2 separate regions of the Homo sapiens genome follow, and region 1 is linked to region 2. A link is a contact called in ENCODE Hi-C or POLR2A ChIA-PET data. All regions are on one chromosome and are shown on one strand. Each heading gives the region's core, a stretch centred on a gene start or an enhancer-like site at or near the end of the contact. The rest is flanking DNA. Distances are from core to core; before and after follow the strand shown. Region 1 holds the start of PODN (podocan). Region 2 overlaps SCP2 (sterol carrier protein 2).

The links. A loop is a pair of places that touch in the nucleus more often than their neighbours do. ChIA-PET counts read pairs that join two places held with the same protein, here RNA polymerase II (POLR2A). Pooled maps may share reads with other maps.
Region 1: a loop to region 2 is called in a map of ovary, with 2.0 times the contacts of the local background. The contact joins the promoter of PODN here to the enhancer-like site in region 2. A Hi-C loop is called at or near these places in 11 of 168 maps with a recorded cell type or tissue (chondrocyte, heart left ventricle, heart right ventricle and 5 more) and 8 of 50 pooled maps. POLR2A ChIA-PET finds 5 or more read pairs at or near these places in 7 of 52 experiments (AG04450, Caco-2, GM10248 and 4 more).

What each region holds. Positions count from the first base shown.
Region 1 is chr1:53,060,691-53,065,996 of GRCh38, reverse strand. It overlaps PODN (podocan), which reads right to left and starts at 3,784. Exons shown (of 11, transcript NM_153703.5): 1 at 3,689-3,784. RefSeq lists a silencer at 3,619-3,806.
Region 2 is chr1:53,021,219-53,026,502 of GRCh38, reverse strand. All of the region lies in intron 12 of SCP2 (sterol carrier protein 2), which reads right to left. Among named protein-coding and RNA genes, the nearest start is that of PODN, 38 kb to the left of the region's middle. Within about 2 kb of position 1,287, at least 8 of the 41 ENCODE cell types and tissues checked have a DNase peak (open chromatin) inside an H3K27ac peak, as active enhancers do; they include heart right ventricle, ovary and transverse colon, where a contact is called at or near this core.

The DNA.
Region 1 (5,306 bases), core at 2,535-5,034, 37 kb before region 2:
AGACCTCTAGAAAATTTTGCATTGCATATGTGGCTTGCATTTGTGGCTCACGTTACATTTCTATTGGACAGTGCTGGTCTGCAGCATTATGTATAAGCTGAGTATTATAATCCCATTCTAAGGGATGACTACCAGGCAAAAGGGAAAGGGTCATACAAGCAAGGGGGTCAATGTGTGCAAAGGCCCAGAGGCAAGACAGTTCACACTCACAAGACTGTCAGGTGGGGGATAGGGACTAGGAGTGATACAAAAAGGCACAGTCGCCACAAGCCCAGGCCACAAAGGAGAGACATGAAGGGCAGGTTAGGGAGTGTGGTCCTTATCACTGGAAGACGAGGACCACTGAAAGGCAGGAGCGTGACACAGGCAGGTTTGTGGGTGGACACGAGGGTGCGCAATTGGGACAGGTGAGGGCTAAGGGGCCTGCCCCTGGCAGAGAGAGAGGTGCTGGACTGCAGGAATGGAGGAAGAGGTAAGAAGGACAGACAGGGCTTGGAGAGTGGTCCCTCCAGCTTCGCCAGCCACTCTCAGGGCTGTGAGGCACTGGGAAGGTCCAGCCCTACTACCTGGTTTGCCGTGTGACCTTGGCCATACCACTGACCCATCTGAGTCTAAATTTTCCAACTTTCTTTTTTTTTTTTGAGACAGGGTCTCCCTCTGTTACCCAGGCTGGACTGCAGTAGCACAATCATGGCTCACTGCAGCCTTGGGCTCCTGGGCTCAGGTGATCCTCCCACCTCAGCCTCCCGAGTAGCTGAAACTACAGGCATGTGCCTCCACACCTGGCATCTGGCTAATTTTTTATTTTTAGAAATGGGGTCTCACTATGTTGCCCAGGCTGTTCTTGAACTTCTGGCCTTCTGCCTCGGCCTCCCAAAGTGCTGGGATTACAGGCATGAGCCACTGTACCCAGCCTTGCTCTTCTAAGAATGGAGCAAGATAAGCCCCCCAAGGCCCCTTCTGTGTACCCAGCCATGTGGGAGGTGTGTGGGGAAGAACAGGGGAGCTCCCTGGTCTCCAGGAGTTTCAAGTCCACCTGGTGAGGAACATCTCAAACCCCTGGACAGCGGGGAAGCTCAGCCAGCAGTGAGTGTTTCTCATATGGAGAGCTTTAGAGACAGAAGGGCATGGGTTCCAATTCTGACTGCTGTGTAAGCCTGGATGAGCCACTTTACTGCTCCGAGCCTCTGTTAACTAGTCTAAGAAATGGAGTTGGGAGCTACTTGTGAGAATTAAATGAAATAGCAGTCTCAGCCTGTCACCGCTGGCATCAAATAGGTGTGACATACCAGGGGTTACTGTTACTGAGAAAGTAAGTGGGACCCACTGTCTCCCCTGACCACTACCAGGGAACCAAACCTCAAGGCCCAAAGTGTGAGGTTAAGGTAGGACTAGAAGAAGGAAGGGAAAGGGAGCCCCAAATCAAGAGGCGGATCCTCAGCCCTCAGCACTACCTTCCTTCTCCACTCAAAGTCAGTACAAATCAACTGACCACCTGCTCTGTGCTGGGCCCCAAACAGCTGCATCTTATTGACTCTAATAGAAATCCTGGGACTACATGTTCGTCTTTCTATTCTGCAGATTTGGAGCTCAAGCACAAAGGGCTGGCATTGCTGCCCATCCCTAGAAAGCTCCTGCTGAAATGCCCCTGCTCAGGGAAGCCTCTCCTGCCCCCTTGGCTGGGTTAGGGTGTTTCTGGGTGCTTCCACAGCAACCTTGGCTGGCTTTATCCTTCAAGTCTCAGCTGGGCCTCCCCTGTCTCCCCAAGCATGGAGTGGGGGTGCTGGGGAAATGTTTGCTGAATGAACGACTTTGTGAAAGGCAGAGTTGGAAAAGATCTAAAGATCTGCAGTATGATCTGCTCTGACTCCCCCAGTTTGCAAATTAGTGTGTTAAAGCCAAGGCCAAGAGTAAAATGTGGGTCTTCTGACTCCTGCCCAGAGCCTTGAGTTGGCCTTGAAGACTGAGCGGGAGTTCTCCAAGTGGACGGAGTGGGAGAAACAGCCCTCCAGGCAGAGGTAGAGTGTGATCAAAAGGTAGGGGTGGGGCTAGAGGAGAGGGACGTGTGTTTAAGGAAGGGTCAACAGGGCGGGAGGCCTGGGTGGCCAAGGGCCTCCACCGCCATGCTAGTGTTGGTGATAGGGACTCATTAAGGGTTCCAAGCAGGACACGGCCAGCACTCGCATGTATGACTACACCAAGCCTAAAAGTGCCACCATTAGTAATCCCCTATCCTAGACTCAGACAGAAGGGATAAAGTGTGCTCCCACAGATGACATGAAAACAGTCGTGTGACTCTGACATTTCTTAACTTGCACTCTAGGCTAGAGTAGACTGGGTCTTGGGCCCTAAGAGTGGACATGAGGGAGCAGAACCCCCAGAGCAGTCCCCCCTGGTCTTTCCCAGGGCAGTCCACGGGCTCTTCTGAGTGACCTACCTCGGAATGCTGTGCGCCTGCAGATCAGCCGGCCTCCTTGCTCACCATGAGCCCTCCTGCCTCGCCGCTGCCTTCCCAGTGTGGAAGGTTTCTATATAAAGGAGGGATAGGGGACGGGACCACCCAGGGGCTCTCCCGGTTCACACCAGTGGCGCCTCGTGGAGCAGGGCAGACCACAGCTTCCCCTTCCCTGGCCAGCCGGTAATCGAAGGGCAGACAGGTCAGTAATTCACTCCAAGCGCTGGGTGAGCATCCTCCGCGCCTCCCGGACCAGCTCAGTCAGTGCCGCGCGCACCGGGGCCGGGGTGCTCGCCCCTTGCTGCCGCGCCTGCTCCTCTCCAAAAGGCTGCGGCTGCCTCTCCTAGCCCCAGCCCCCGAGGCTGCCAGGAGCCTCGCAGCCCCGCCACCACCTCCTCTTCCACCTGACGGAGCGTCAGGTATTCCAACGCCAAGATCTCGTCCCCCGCCCCAGGCCGGGCTGTGGCTCGGGGACCTGGAACCTGGGGCTTCTGCCTCATTCGCAGGAAGGCGCGGATCTCGCTCCTCGCGCTTCGCGGACCCCCACCCCTTCCTCCCTCCAGCTGTCCCGGCTGGGAAGCAGCCGCGTAGACAGATAGACGGACTCCAGACCGCCAGCTGAGACCTTTAGCTCAACTAGTGGTTGGCACTAAGCTGGGGCGGCACAGTGGCCGGGGAAGCCGAGCCCCGGAGGGGACCCACCCGGCGTCCGACGCGCCCTGGGGCCAGACCTCTGCCCCTCTCTGGGCCTCAGTTTCTCTATCTATAAAGAGGTGGAGGTTGGAGTCGCTAGGGGGCCTGATGAGTTGACGTGGAAAGACGCGGGGATACTTCGGGCCCAGGCTCTCATGACAGGGGTCCCCGCCCCTACGCAGTTCCACCTGCCCCCCACATTCCCTGTCGCCCGCCGGCGTCCTCCCACTCCAGCCCCCGCCCCCAACCGCCCTCAGATTCTTTCCAGATGTGCGCAGCGGGAGGGGCCTGGGGACGGGGACCAGCCTCTGCTCAGAGAGGAGAAGGCCCCTGCCTGGGTCCTGACTGCGCAGGGGTCGCACTCCAGAGGAGGAGATCTCCGGCCGTGCCCTGGGTGCAGGGTCCTACAGAGGGGGTGAGATGCGGCGGGCCCGCCCCAGGCAGCTGCTGGAGCCATCCGGAGAGGCGGGGACGTCTGAGTGCGCTGCCCGGGCTCAGCCCCCGGCCCCTCGGCCCACCCCGGCTGCCAGCGCCCTGTACCTGCTGCGCCCCGGCGCCGAGCGGCGCCCCACAGGCCGAACGCGCTCCCCCAGTCTCAGCTGCGCTCCGCGGGCTCGGGCTCCTTCCATTCAAGTCAAGCTGGGCGCTCTCCGCGACGCAAGTTTTGTTGTGGGTTTTCTCCTCCCCGCCTCTCTCCCGCCCCCTTCCCCCACTCCCCACCCGCCCCGGGAGCATCTGCTGGACGCCGGCCTCCTTCGGACACAGGCGTAGGGTCCCCCCAGGCGCGGGCAGGAGAAAGCCTGCCCCTCCCCGCTCGGGACTTGGCCGGTTCCCACTTCCCGGGGAGGCAGAGCCGCCGCACCGACCCCTCTCAGCCCCGGCCGCCGCACCACGCCCCCCGAACCCCCACCCGGGAGACCGGGAAGGCGGGCTGTCTGGTCCGCGACGCTTCCTAGTTCCCAGCCTTCCGCACTGGAACTGGACCCCCTTTAGGCCCCGACACCTGAAAGGAGGGCTGGGGAGAGGGGTCCTTCGACCCAGTGCCTCTGAGCTGTATCTTCCTCATTACAGAGGATGTTGCAACCGCTCCAGGCACGAGTACCTTTCCGTTCACTCTCCCACCCTGGGGTCCTGGGCCGTGGCTAATGGGGCCGCCAGCCAAGACCCTGCTGGGCCTCTTCCCGGAAAAGTTCCCCACGCTCCACCCCACCCTCCACTCCCATCCCTGTTGGCCCTGGGCCCACAGCCTGGTGAGCCTTGAAGAATGGTAAATTGGGCCGGAGTCGGGGACATGCAGATCCCAGTCACAGAGAAACAGGGCGGGTGAACAGTGAGACCTCACACCACCATATTGCTCCCAGGAACTGAAAATGTTTCCAAGTAAAGGAGTATTAACTACTACCAGCTGAAGCAACACTGTTTGGCGCCAGGGGCTTCGGCGGTGGAACAGGCAATGCGGCTGGGCTTAGGTGGTACTTGGCACCTCCACTGTGTAGCAAGCCTCCTCCCCTTACCTGCTCTGGCCTGTGGGCAGGGCATCCACAGCTGCCTCACCTGGCTGTCCTCCCACTGAAGAGGGAGAAGGATGCATAAGTCACACGTGGGACCCCTTGCTCAACCTTAACCTGAATGAATGAATGAATGAATGGCCCCTGTAAAGCAGCTCCAGACTTTTCACTGGCTGCCGCCCCCGTGAGGTTATACCATATGCATTATGCTCTGCTTCACAACTCCGCAAAGGAAGAACTGCTGCTGCCCCACTTTATAGAAAAGAGATGGCCTCAGAAAGGATACTTGACTGAGTAAAATGCCCATTCACTGGCAGAGCTGGGGTTTTGACCCCAGGTTTACCCTTCTCCACAGCCCAAGTTCTTCCCATGATGGAAACAGGCAGGTAACTTGAGCAGGCAAATGTAGAGTCTAGATTTGAACCCAGGACTGTCTGTTTCCATTACACCAACAACCCAAGAACTTAGCAAGAATGGGGAGGGAAAATATTTTGCCTTCTTTGGCCTCAAATTCCAGTCCTTTTGGAGCTCAAACTCACAAGAGTTGGTGTGATTCACAGCATTGGACCTGGACCAACAGAGATGCATCTCGTGTCTTCTCCTGAACATTGAGCCTAGATTCAAGTAGAGCTAAAAGGACAGGATTCTAC
Region 2 (5,284 bases), core at 38-2,537:
TTCTTGCTACATGCCAAGCAAGACATTTCAAAACACTGGGGATATGATAGTGAACAGATCAGACCCAGTCCTTGCACTCACTTAGTTTATATTCTTCCAGTGGAGGAGAAAAAGAAGTAAACACAAAATAACTGCAAACTGTACCAAGTACTTTGAAACAGGAGTAGGGTGACTATAGTTTACTATACATTTACATTTCTAAATAGCAAAAAGAGAATAATCAAAAGAGAATAATTCAAATGTTCCTAGAATAAAGAAAAGACAAATATTTAAGGTGATGGATATCCCAAGTATACTGATTTGATTTTCACAAATTACATGAATGTATTAAATTAGTACTTGTACCCTGAGACTATGTACATCAGTTATGCATCAATAAAAAATAATTTTAAATTTAAAAAAAAGGAACCTACTTTAGGAAGGACAGTCAAGGAATGACCTCTAAGACCTTATTAAAGGAAGAAAAGGAGCTAGCCATTCAAAGAGGAAACTGCAAAGATCCTGAGGGAGAAAGGAGTATGTTAAAAGAAAGTCAAATAAGACCAGAGTCTCTATAATACAGTAGGTGTGGGGAGAGTGACATGAAATGAAATTGGAGAACTAGGCAGGCCAAATGATGATGCAGGCAGGCCAAAGTAGGGAATTTGGAAATCCATAGAAATGATAACATGGAAGTGAAATTGTTTGATTTGTGATTATTCTTACAACAGTGTGCTGAACGAATGACGATGGAGAGAGGAGCAAGAGGAGTGGGCACTAGTTAGGAGGCTGTTGGAATAATCCAGATAGGAGGTGATGGTGGCCTGGACTACAGAGGCAGTCTGCCAGTAGATAGAGAGTGGGAATAGATTCAAAATAGAAATAGAATCCACAAGCCTTGCTGTGGGGGTGAGGGAGATACAAAGAGGAAAGGGCAAGGATTATCCAGGCATTTGGCCTGAATAACTGGGTGATGGAGAGGCCATTACGAGGACAAGGAGGAATGTAGTGGGAATAGAGGGGATCCAAGTTCTGTTTAAGGCACAGTAAGTATACTATTTTATAAAACAAGAAAGCCATGGATATGAGAGTCTGGAGCTCAGTGGAGAGGGCCAGCTAGAGATAAAATGGAGAAATCATCAGCATAGTGAAAGCATTTAAATCCCTGGGCAGGGACTGTAACAGAATTATAGAGAAACAAGAGAGTCCAGCACAATGCCCTTTAGACCTCCATTACTCAGAGTCAGGGACAGAAGGGAAAGCAGCAGCCAGTGATGCAAGAGGAAAACCAGCATGGTGTCATAGGAGCCGGGAGCAAGATTCCAGGAGGGAGGGGCAAACTGTCAAATGCTGCCACAAGGTCAAGTATCCACTAGATGTGCACATGGAGAGTACAGATGACCTGACCTTGACAAAAGCAGTTTTCAGTGGAGGGTGGAAGTCAGATTATAGTGAATTGAAGAGTGAATAGAAGAGGGAAATAGACACAGCGTGGCTCTTTTGAGACATTAGTCTTAGTGGAACAGTAAAATGAGGTGGTCTCTGGAGAGGAATGTGGTGGTATCAAGGAAGAGTTGTGGGATTTTTTTGGTGGGGGGGATAAAGATGACATCTTTATTTTCACTAATCTCTTAAAGAAATGTAGCATTTCTGGGCAGGCGTGGTAGCTCACACCTGTAATCCCAGCACTTTGGGACGCCGAGGCAGGTGGATCACCTGAGGTCAGGAGTTCGAGACCAGCCTGGCCAACATAGTGAAACCCCGTCTCTACTAAAAATACAAAAATTAGCCGGGCATTGTGGTGTGCGCCTGTAAACTCAGCTACTCGGGAGTCTGAGGCAGGAGAATTCGCTTGAACCCAGGAGACAAAGGTTGCAGTGAGCAGAGATCATGCCACTGCACTCCAGCCTGGGCAACAGAGCAAGACTCCATCTCAAAAAAAAAAAGAAAAAAAAAGAAAGAAAGAAATGTAGCATTTCCTTCTGGATGTGGGCATATGAGAGTCCTATAACTTTTAAAAAATATTTTATTTTCCAATTTTTTATTATGTTAAAATACACATAAAATTTACCATCCTAACCATATTTAAGTGTTCAGTTTAGTAGTATTAAATACAGTCATAATGTTGTGCAACCATCATCACCTTTCATCTCCATAACTCTTTTCATCTTGCAAAACTGAAACTCTACCCATTAAAGAGTAACTCCTCACTCCCCCCTGCTTCCAACCCCTGGCAACCACCATTCTACTTTCTGTCTCTATAATTTTGAATACTCTAGGTACCTCTAGGTACTATGATTCTAAGTGGAATCATATAGTATTTGTCTTTTTGTGACTGACATATCACTTGGCATAATGTTCTCAAGGATCATCCATCTTGCAGCATGTCAGGATTTTCAAAAAGGCTGGGTTTCATTTTAAGATGAACAAATCAGAACAGGTATGCCTGATGATGGTAAGGAACCTGGAAAAAGGAGATGGAAGGAGAAAAATCTTGTGGCCTGTGACAGGACGAGGAGACTCAAGCGAAGAAAGAGGATCAGATGGGTGTAATTCTCGTGTAGTGGGTCTGTAGGTCTTGGATGGAAGTTGAGGAAGTTTGGGTTTAATGGCTTCTATTTCTCAACAAAGTATAAGGCAAAGTAATCAGCAGAGAGTGAGGGTGAAAGGAAGGGTGTGGAGAGTCTAAATTGAAAAGAGAGCCTACTAGAGGAATCATATTAATATATGAACAGGGAATGGAACCTCATCTCCAGCAAGCAGACTCTGTGCAGTCCTCGTTGCACAGAATGCCACCTCACACTTCTATGCCTTTGCCACTGCTGCTCCCTGGGTCCAGAATACCTCCATCTTAGCAAACTCCATTTCTCCCTTCGAGACCCAGCCCTTTCAGGAAACTACTTTTCTGTGAAACCCTACTAAATGTCAACGGCTTAAGAGCAGATACCATACCTTTTCTTTAAAAAAAATCTCTGTATTGCCAGTTCCCAGCAAATCATAAGCATTTAGTGAATAGTGACTGAATGGAACTGAAGTTACCCTGAATTCTCCCTTGCCTAACTCCTAATTCCTTCCTGTTCCATTCAGAGCAGAATTATCTATGGTACAGTATATCGTCTTGGTCAAAAGTCTGAATATGTGACCTAAAATCAAGTAGCCACAGCTAGTTCTCCACAAGCCAATTTCATTTCATTGGTCCAATTTTTCAGTTACTTTTAATCATCATTGTGCCCTTTTCCAAACTTGCCACATCTTGCATGTTCCCAAAGGTCACAGGTGTGTCTTTTATCTTGCTTGTTTTGAAAAGCTCATGAAGTTAGTGATGAACCAACTTTTCATCCAGATTAAAAGTTAATATGTAAAGTTTTATCAATGTTTTCTGAAAACCCCTCATTCCTTAAAATTTATATATGTGCCCTGCTCTAAGAAAACTGAATATATCAACTTAAACTCAGAGAGTATTCACATTCACAAAAGGATGTTCCTCATGATTTCTTTACATAAAAAGTTCTTTTATCAGAAACTAAATTCCAATTGGTTTTATTTTTTTAATTTGGTTTATATATGTTTCCTGGAATAAATCTAGTATATAAACATTGAAAGGAAACTTGAAGATAAAAACCAGCAAATAACCTACTCAGCATATGAATTCCCTCCATGATTCTTGAAAATTTTCATTCTAAGGCCTAAAACAGGCTCTGCTACAACAATGTCAAAGACTGAGAGCACAGAGTAGCCAGGAAAACAGAAGCACCGCACTCAGCTAGAACCTTGATTCCTACCACTCAAGGCTCTCTCTCCTTAGATAAGTTATTTTAACTCTGATCATCAATCTCATCTATAAACAGAAATACCTAATGTGTGGGACTTTTATGAGGATTAAACAAAGAAGTACATGTGAAACGCCTAGTGTGGTCCTGGCACATACCAGGCCCTCAAAAAGTGATTGTGAAAGAGCTCTCACAACTCAATAATTAAAATACAAAGACCCCAGTTTTCAAATGCCAAAGGATCTGAATAGGCTTTTCTCCAAAGAAGATATGCATATAGCCAATAAACATGAAAAGATGCTGATCATCAATAGCCATCAGGGAAATGCAAAGAACAATGAAATACCACTACACAACCACTAGGATGGCTAACACTAAAAAGATAGGTAACAAGAAGTAATGACAGAATGTGGAGAAATGGGAACCTTCAGCCATATAAAGGAATCAAGTACTGATATATGCCACAACATGGATGAATCTTGACAACATTATGCTAAATGAAAGAAGCCAGTCACCAAAGGCCATACAATGTATGATTTCATTTACATACAACGTCCATAACAGGCAAATCCATAGAGACAGAAAGTAGGTTAGTGTTTGCCAGAGACTGCAAGAAGGAGGGATTACTAATGGGTACACACTTTCTCTTGAGGTGACGAAAACGTTCTAAGATTAATTGCAGTAATGACTGCACAACTTTGTGATATGCTAAAAACCACTGAACGTACACTTAAAATGCGTGAATTGTGGGCATGTGAATTAGGTCTTAATAAAGTTATCTGAAATAATTTTTAAAAAATGGTTGATGAGGCCGGGCATGGTGGCTCATGCCTGTAATCCCAGCACTTTGGGAGTCCAAGGCAGGTGGATCACATGAGGCCAGGAGTTCAAGACCAGCCTGGAAAAAATGGCAAAACACCGTCTCTTCTAAAAATACAAAAATTAGCTGGGCCTGGTGGCCTATGACTGTAGTCCCAGCTACTCGGGAGTCTGAGGCACAAGAATCGCTTGAACCCAGGAGGCAGAGATTGTAGTGAGATGAGATCATACTGCTGCACTCCAGCCTGGGTGACAAGGCAAGACTCTGTCCCAAAAAAAAAAAAAAAAAGAAAGAAAAAGAAAAGGAAAGAAAAAGCCCGAGCTCGGTGGCTCATGCCTGTAATCCCAGCACTTTGGGAGGCCAAGGTGGGAGGATTACTTGAGGTCAGGAGTTCAAGACTAGCCTGGCCAACATGGGAAACCCCATCTCTACTAAAAATACAAAAATTAGCCAGCTAGGCCTGGTGGTGCGTGCCTGTAGTCCCAGCTACTCAAGAGGCTGAGGCAGGAGAATTGCTTGAACCCGGGAGGCAAAGGCTGCAGTGAGCCAAGATTGCGCAACTGCACTCCAGCCTGGGCGACAGAGCAAGACTCCATCTCAAAAAAAAAAAAAAAAAGTGGTTGACGGCCAGGCATGGTGGCTCATGCCTGTCATCTCAGCACTTTGGGAGGCCAAGGCAGGTGGATCACTTGAGCCCAAGAGTTCAAGACCAACC